2 separate regions of the Homo sapiens genome follow, and region 1 is linked to region 2. The links are chromatin contacts, found by Hi-C in ENCODE. All regions are on one chromosome and are shown on one strand. The core of a region is the stretch at or near the end of the contact, and the rest is flanking DNA. Distances in the headings are between cores, read along the strand shown. Region 1 overlaps LOC124905020 (a long non-coding RNA gene). Region 2 holds the start of ERG (ETS transcription factor ERG).

Region 1 (2,700 bases), core at 57-2,556, 330 kb after region 2:
AAAGAATATTGAGTAAGGTAGAGAAAAGCAATGCTTACTTATTAGACATGTCTGAATGGCTCTTCCCAAATGGCATGGTCCCCCTCACTCTACCCTTGAACCAATCTGAGAGGCCATGTTATAATTAATCTTAAATAATTTGGGAAAATTAGGTCAATCCTGGACCCAATAATTCTTAACAAGAATTCTGTACAGAAATATAGTTATAATTAAGCATTAATCAGGCTGCACTTCGGCCCACTTCCTTGTAACAGAAAGTCAGGTAGGCCTAGACACTGACCATCTGTATCCCTGTTGTTCTTATAGATAGCATCTCTGAGGTTAGAATCACAAGGCTTTTGCTTAAAAATTGCTTAAGATGTGGCCAGGCGCAGTGGCTCACGCCTGTAATCCCAGCACTTTGGGAGGCCGAGGCGGGCTGATCATGAAGTCAGGAGATCGAGACCATCCTGGCTAACACAGTGAAACCCCGTCTCTAGTAAAAATACAAAAAATTAGCTGGGCGTGGTGGTGGGCGCCTGTAGTCCCAGCTACTCGGGAGGCTGAAGCAGGAGAATGGCGTCAACCCGGGAGGTGGAACTTGCAGGGAGCCGAGATCGCACCACTGCACTCTAGCCTGGATGACAGAGTGAGACTCTGTCTCAAAAAAAAAAAAAAAAAATTGCTTAAGATGCTTTTCAGATCCTGAATTCCAGTGGAACAGCTCACACCAACCAGTTAGAAGACCCTCACCTCACAGAGGAACTGAATCAGTATGAGAATACAGCGTCTTCATCTTCTTGTCCAATGCCTTCACCCTGCACTCTTCGATCAACCACTGATCTCCACACTTTGGTCAACTCTAAAACCCTTAAAAACCCTAACCCTAAAACTCCTCGGGGAGACAAATTTGAGGTTTCCTCCCGTCTTATTCAGCGGCTCTGCAATGAACCCTCTTTCTCTGCTGCAACTGGCTGTCTCGGTGTACTGACTTGCTGGCTGCCCATCAGGCAGCGAACCTATTACGGTTACAGCCATTACTGGCATCTAGTGGTGGAGGGTCAGGGATGCTGTTAACATTTCACAGTGCATCCAGTAGCCCCACGACAAAACGTCAATAGTCCTGAGGTTGAAAAACTGTGGACTAAACCAAACCTCAGAGCCTGCTCAGGGTGTGTGACTTTCATTCAGGCCAAACTCATCCCTGTGATGGCAGGTCAAGAATAGACTGAGTCACTAGGAGCTTAGGACACCGCTGCCCCTCCTCATGCCTCTTCCCCAAGGAGTGCAAATGCTCCCTGCTCTCCATAGATGCCGGCCCCGAAGCAAACTCAAGACACTGGGTCGAGAAACACAACCTCCCATAGGGGCAGGACAAAGCTGCCTTCGCCCCTGGCCTGCTGACCTCCAGGGGCTGGTGGGAAGGAAGCAGCATTCCAGAAGCATTAGCTAATTACCGCCCTCTCTAGGACTGCATTCCTTGTCACAGATGCAAAACCTAATAAATCACAGTATATGTTCCTGCTTTTTACTTTCAGGAGAAAAAAAGCAAAAATCCATCAAAGGAACTAACAGAAGGGACTCTGTATACGTCTAGGTTGGTTATGCAGAAGCAGTTTAAGGTGGATAAGCTTGAATCGAATATGCCTTTCTCATGAACAACATTATTTTGTAGATTTATGTAGATTATGTTATGTTAGGTAAGTTCCAGAAAAAAAGAAAATAGTTTATCTTTTGGCGAAGGTGGGGGAGGAGGTTGTGGGTTGTAAAACCAAACATCCTAAGTGTTTCTGGCTATTCATATCTCTGAGTAAGGGAAATACTGCTTGGACTCCTTGCTCTGTGACCTTGGGCATGGTGCAGTGGCTTCCGAGCCTAACCAAACGGGTGCGAAGCCTTATCAGCTGTGTGTCCCTGAGCACCTTTCTTAACTTTTTCATGCCTCAGTTTCCTTATCTGTCAAGTGGAGATAATGCTAGTGCTTATATATAGGGCTGCTGTGAGAATTAAGTGAATAAATATTTATAAGGTGGTTAGAATAGTTCTTGACCTTTAGTTAATGTTGCCTCAATGTTTGTTGATTAATTCTGAAGTCCTTTATCAGCTGTAACACCCTGTGAGTCAATGGTCCTTTTCTGTTGCCTTCGACAATATTATGTAATCAAAATTCTGATCCCAAATGCTGACCTGAGAGAAAATGCCTGATTCGGAATGAGCCAATAGCAGCCCCATTATATTTTCTTTACTTGGCTTTCTGAGCAGCAGTCACATTTAAGGCGTTGCCATCAAAAAGGGTGAAACACAGAGGTGTTTGATTTAGCTGACTTTTGTCAGAAACTTGATTCACTGGACACTGGTTGAGTGGCCTCATTTTGGCTGAGATTTTCATTTGAGGCTTTCTGTGTTTCCACTAGATGGCATATCAGTTTGTTCCATTGTGTTTCTGCTGATTCCTGCTCCTCTTGGGTGTAGATCAATGCTCTTGTTCTGGTTTGGGGGAAGGCTGGTGCTGGAGAAGCTTCTAGAAGGAGCATGGAAACAGCCCCATTTAGCCCCAGGGATACAGAGATGTGGGGAGGTGAGATACAAGGCTCAGCCAGCCTGGAATGGTGCAACAGTCCCCTTTACTCCCCGGCCAGTTAAACCCTGGATTGCACCAAAATGACAGGCTGAGGGTCATCAGCTGTGGTCCTGCTCACTTCCTGATGACAAGAAAAGTGG
Region 2 (3,073 bases), core at 560-3,059:
ATTTTCTTCCGTGGCTATTTCATTAGCAAAGCGTTCATCTTATTTAAAGCTGGTGTTTGGTAAAGGCATAATCAGGTGCCATGTGTTGTGGAGGCCACAGTTAACATTTTACATTGATGCTTCTTAGGAGAGAACAAAAAGCAAGGACACTCAGGGAAGCTGAGAGAGCTTTTCTCCTCCGCACTCCAGAATTCTAGTGGAAGCTGCCCAGATAAAACAGCTCAGGACTTTGAAATTTTCGGGGAAACAGAATTTTAATCAGCCTGCCATCTTATTCATTGTTCAGAGATGAAAAGAGCGGAAATCAACACCCCCTCATAATGTAGGTGCTGAGAACTTAGGTTCTGATTTCCACAGAATGATTTTCTTACAATATACTCTCTTTCTTTTCTTTTCCTTCTTTCTTTCCCTCCCTCCCTCCCTTTCTCCTTCCTTCCTCCCTCCTTCCTCCCATCCTCCTTCCTTTCTCTCTCTCTTCTGTCCTTCCTTTCTCCTTCTCCATTTTTTCTCGCCCTCTTCCCTCCCTCCTCCTCCTCCTCTCCTTCCTCTCCCTTTCCCCCCTTATCTTTCTCCTTCTCCTCCTTCTTTTGTCCTAACATGAGGTGATAAATCAGAGGTATATAATAAAAGCCAGAATGACCTGGGCTGGTGGACAGAACTCTGACACATGCCGGCCTAAAGTCTGAGTGAAATCCATTTACTGAACGTCCAGCTCTGCAACCAGGAATTGTCAGATGACTCAGGATTTAGTCTATTGTGTTCTTGGGGTCGCCTATTGAGACCACACCTCTTTATGGGTCCTGCGTTCCTGTAGCTAGATTCAAAGCAAAATGTTTCTTCCAAGCAATTTCCTGAAAATGAGTAATTAAAGTCCTGAAACCCTCTAAGGAATGTTCAGGCCTGCATTCGCTGTACTTCCTTCGAGGAGAAAACAGACCTGTGACCCTGAACTTATAGCTTGGATTTTAGACATGTAATGGGGCCCTCACATGGCATCTCTGGGTAGCCAAAAGTTCTATGAGGATCTGTTGTCTGCAACATGGATGTCTGTCAGAGTGAGACCAGCTCACTGATATTCCGGGACATTTGTAGTCACTTCAGTTATTTGGGTTTTAATAAATACTTGAAAACAAGACTTAGGAAGGTTTATTTTTCCTCTTTATTTTTTGTGTTTACTGTAAGCCTAGAGTCCTTGCGTTTTCAACAACTTTGTTGTAGAGCAAATAAAAAGTGCAGGTATTTGGAAGGAGAAAATGAAACTGTTCTGGAACACTTATATGAAATGTTGAATAAATATAGGTTGTTAAAAATCAGCCAGGCAATGGCTGTTACTGAACATGGCCATCTATTAACATGAAATAAACTCCACCTGCAAAGTTTCCTTTTAGGAGAAAGGAGCTCAAGTCCTCTGTCCTAGTAATTCTGCGAAGAATTGGGCTGCGAAGGGCTGACACCCAGGGCAGTGGGGTGCCCTCAACGCCTTGGCTCCAAGGTGCTTGCAGCCCGTGTGAAGCCATGCGGAGTCCCATCACATCTGCATCCTGCCTTGGTCTCAGTGCAGTGTGTCACACGGCGGCACACCGGTCACACCTGCTGTGGCAGTCCCCATCCCAATTGATGCCTTTTCTTTTTTTAATTAAAAAAAAAAAATCTCCTGGCTGCATATCATCAAGAAAAACAACATTGTTTTCAGGGTCTCTTATCTCTCCACTCCCAAATATCCTGTTTCTTTGGGCTGGACAGCCAGGACCAATAGAAACCTCTTCCTGCCATTGGCTGACTTCATTTCCCAGACTTAGCACAATCTCATCCGCTCTAAACAACCTCATCAAAACTACTTTCTGGTCAGAGAGAAGCAATAATTATTATTAACATTTATTAACGATCAATAAACTTGATCGCATTATGGCCAGCACTATTAAGGTAAGGAAAGGGTTCCTTTTAATTTGACAAAATCTTGTTCTTGTTACTCTTTTCTTTGGTTTCCTTTATCAAGGCAGATAAGTTAGGGTTGGGCAACACCCCCACTGCCACAATAGAGGACAACAAGATTTCCTTTGCACTGCCTAGTAAATTTCCTTTTTCCTACTCCAACCATCCGCAAGGCTTAAAAACTTCAAACTCAGAAAAAAATTGGGGTTTCTAAATTCACTGTTGAGTGCTGTGGATTACTTTTGGAAAGGCTTTTCGGAGCGCTTCTGAATTTTCAGATTCTCTAACTATCCCTAACGGTGCCTGGATGTGTGTCTGAGAAAAGGCAGCAGACTCGGAGAGGTTGAAGGGTCGGGTCAAAGCAAAAGATGCGTTTGTGAATGTCAGACATTTGGAGGCTCTTCAGTGGCTCCTTAGCATCAGGGATGCCAGGCAGTCCCAGTGGAAGCGAAGAGATACTCGGCAAGTGGCTGCTGGTAATGGGACGCAAATGTTGACTTGATTTGTGGGACATCCACGCTGAGAACTGAGTGCTCACGTAACTCAAATGGGGGTAATTTGGTTTGTTCCACTATATGTTTATCTTCAATAAAATACCTACTGTCTGTGCACTGTGAGTAAGATTTCTTCCAGCAATGGTTAGGTTTGCGGAGATTGGAAAGCAATGGCCGGTCGGTTCTCTGTGCTGTGGGGTGTTTGGTCTGATGCATTTCCTTGCCTAAGTTTTTAGTAGATAGCATGTAGAGATTAATGTGGAGGTAAATCTGCACAGGTACAATCCTAAATATGGCCTGATTCCTGGAAATGAAGCCAATTTAATGGTGACTACAAGTCAAGGGGCATGCAGTCTTGAATGGGGGTCCGTTCAGTTGTTTTAAAGGCCACCATGCCTTCGTGACATTTGTAGAAATGTGAAAAATCAGCAACAAAAGCAGATGCTGAGTGGAGGGAAAAGAAAATTGTGTTTGTTGCATGTCTTTAGTTTTGCTGCACGGAGGTGAGAAGCATTTGGTGGTGTTTTCATAAGGCTTTTAGTTTGTTGGAAAGTGCATAAGAAAATGGAAGTTTGCCCAGAATTGGGCCAAGCCATTTTCAAAAATACTCTTTGGTTTGGTATTTTCATAATTTGAAATGTTTGTAT

What was found. A loop is a pair of places that touch in the nucleus more often than their neighbours do. Pooled maps may share reads with other maps.
Region 1: a map of endothelial cell of umbilical vein shows a loop between it and region 2 (5-fold over the local background). The contact joins the enhancer-like site here to the promoter of ERG in region 2. A Hi-C loop is called at or near these places in 2 of 168 maps with a recorded cell type or tissue (Right ventricle myocardium inferior and endothelial cell of umbilical vein) and 4 of 50 pooled maps.

What each region holds. Positions count from the first base shown.
Region 1 is chr21:38,170,598-38,173,297 of GRCh38, reverse strand. It overlaps LOC124905020 (a long non-coding RNA gene), which reads right to left. Exons shown (of 3, transcript XR_007067862.1): 3 at 1,598-2,500. Among named protein-coding and RNA genes, the nearest start is that of DSCR10, 34 kb to the left of the region's middle. RefSeq lists an enhancer at 1,229-1,523. Within about 2 kb of position 1,306, at least 3 of the 41 ENCODE cell types and tissues checked have a DNase peak (open chromatin) inside an H3K27ac peak, as active enhancers do; they include endothelial cell of umbilical vein, where a contact is called at or near this core.
Region 2 is chr21:38,497,213-38,500,285 of GRCh38, reverse strand. It overlaps ERG (ETS transcription factor ERG), which reads left to right and starts at 1,809. Exons shown (of 10, transcript NM_182918.4): 1 at 1,809-1,923. The coding sequence starts at 1,906.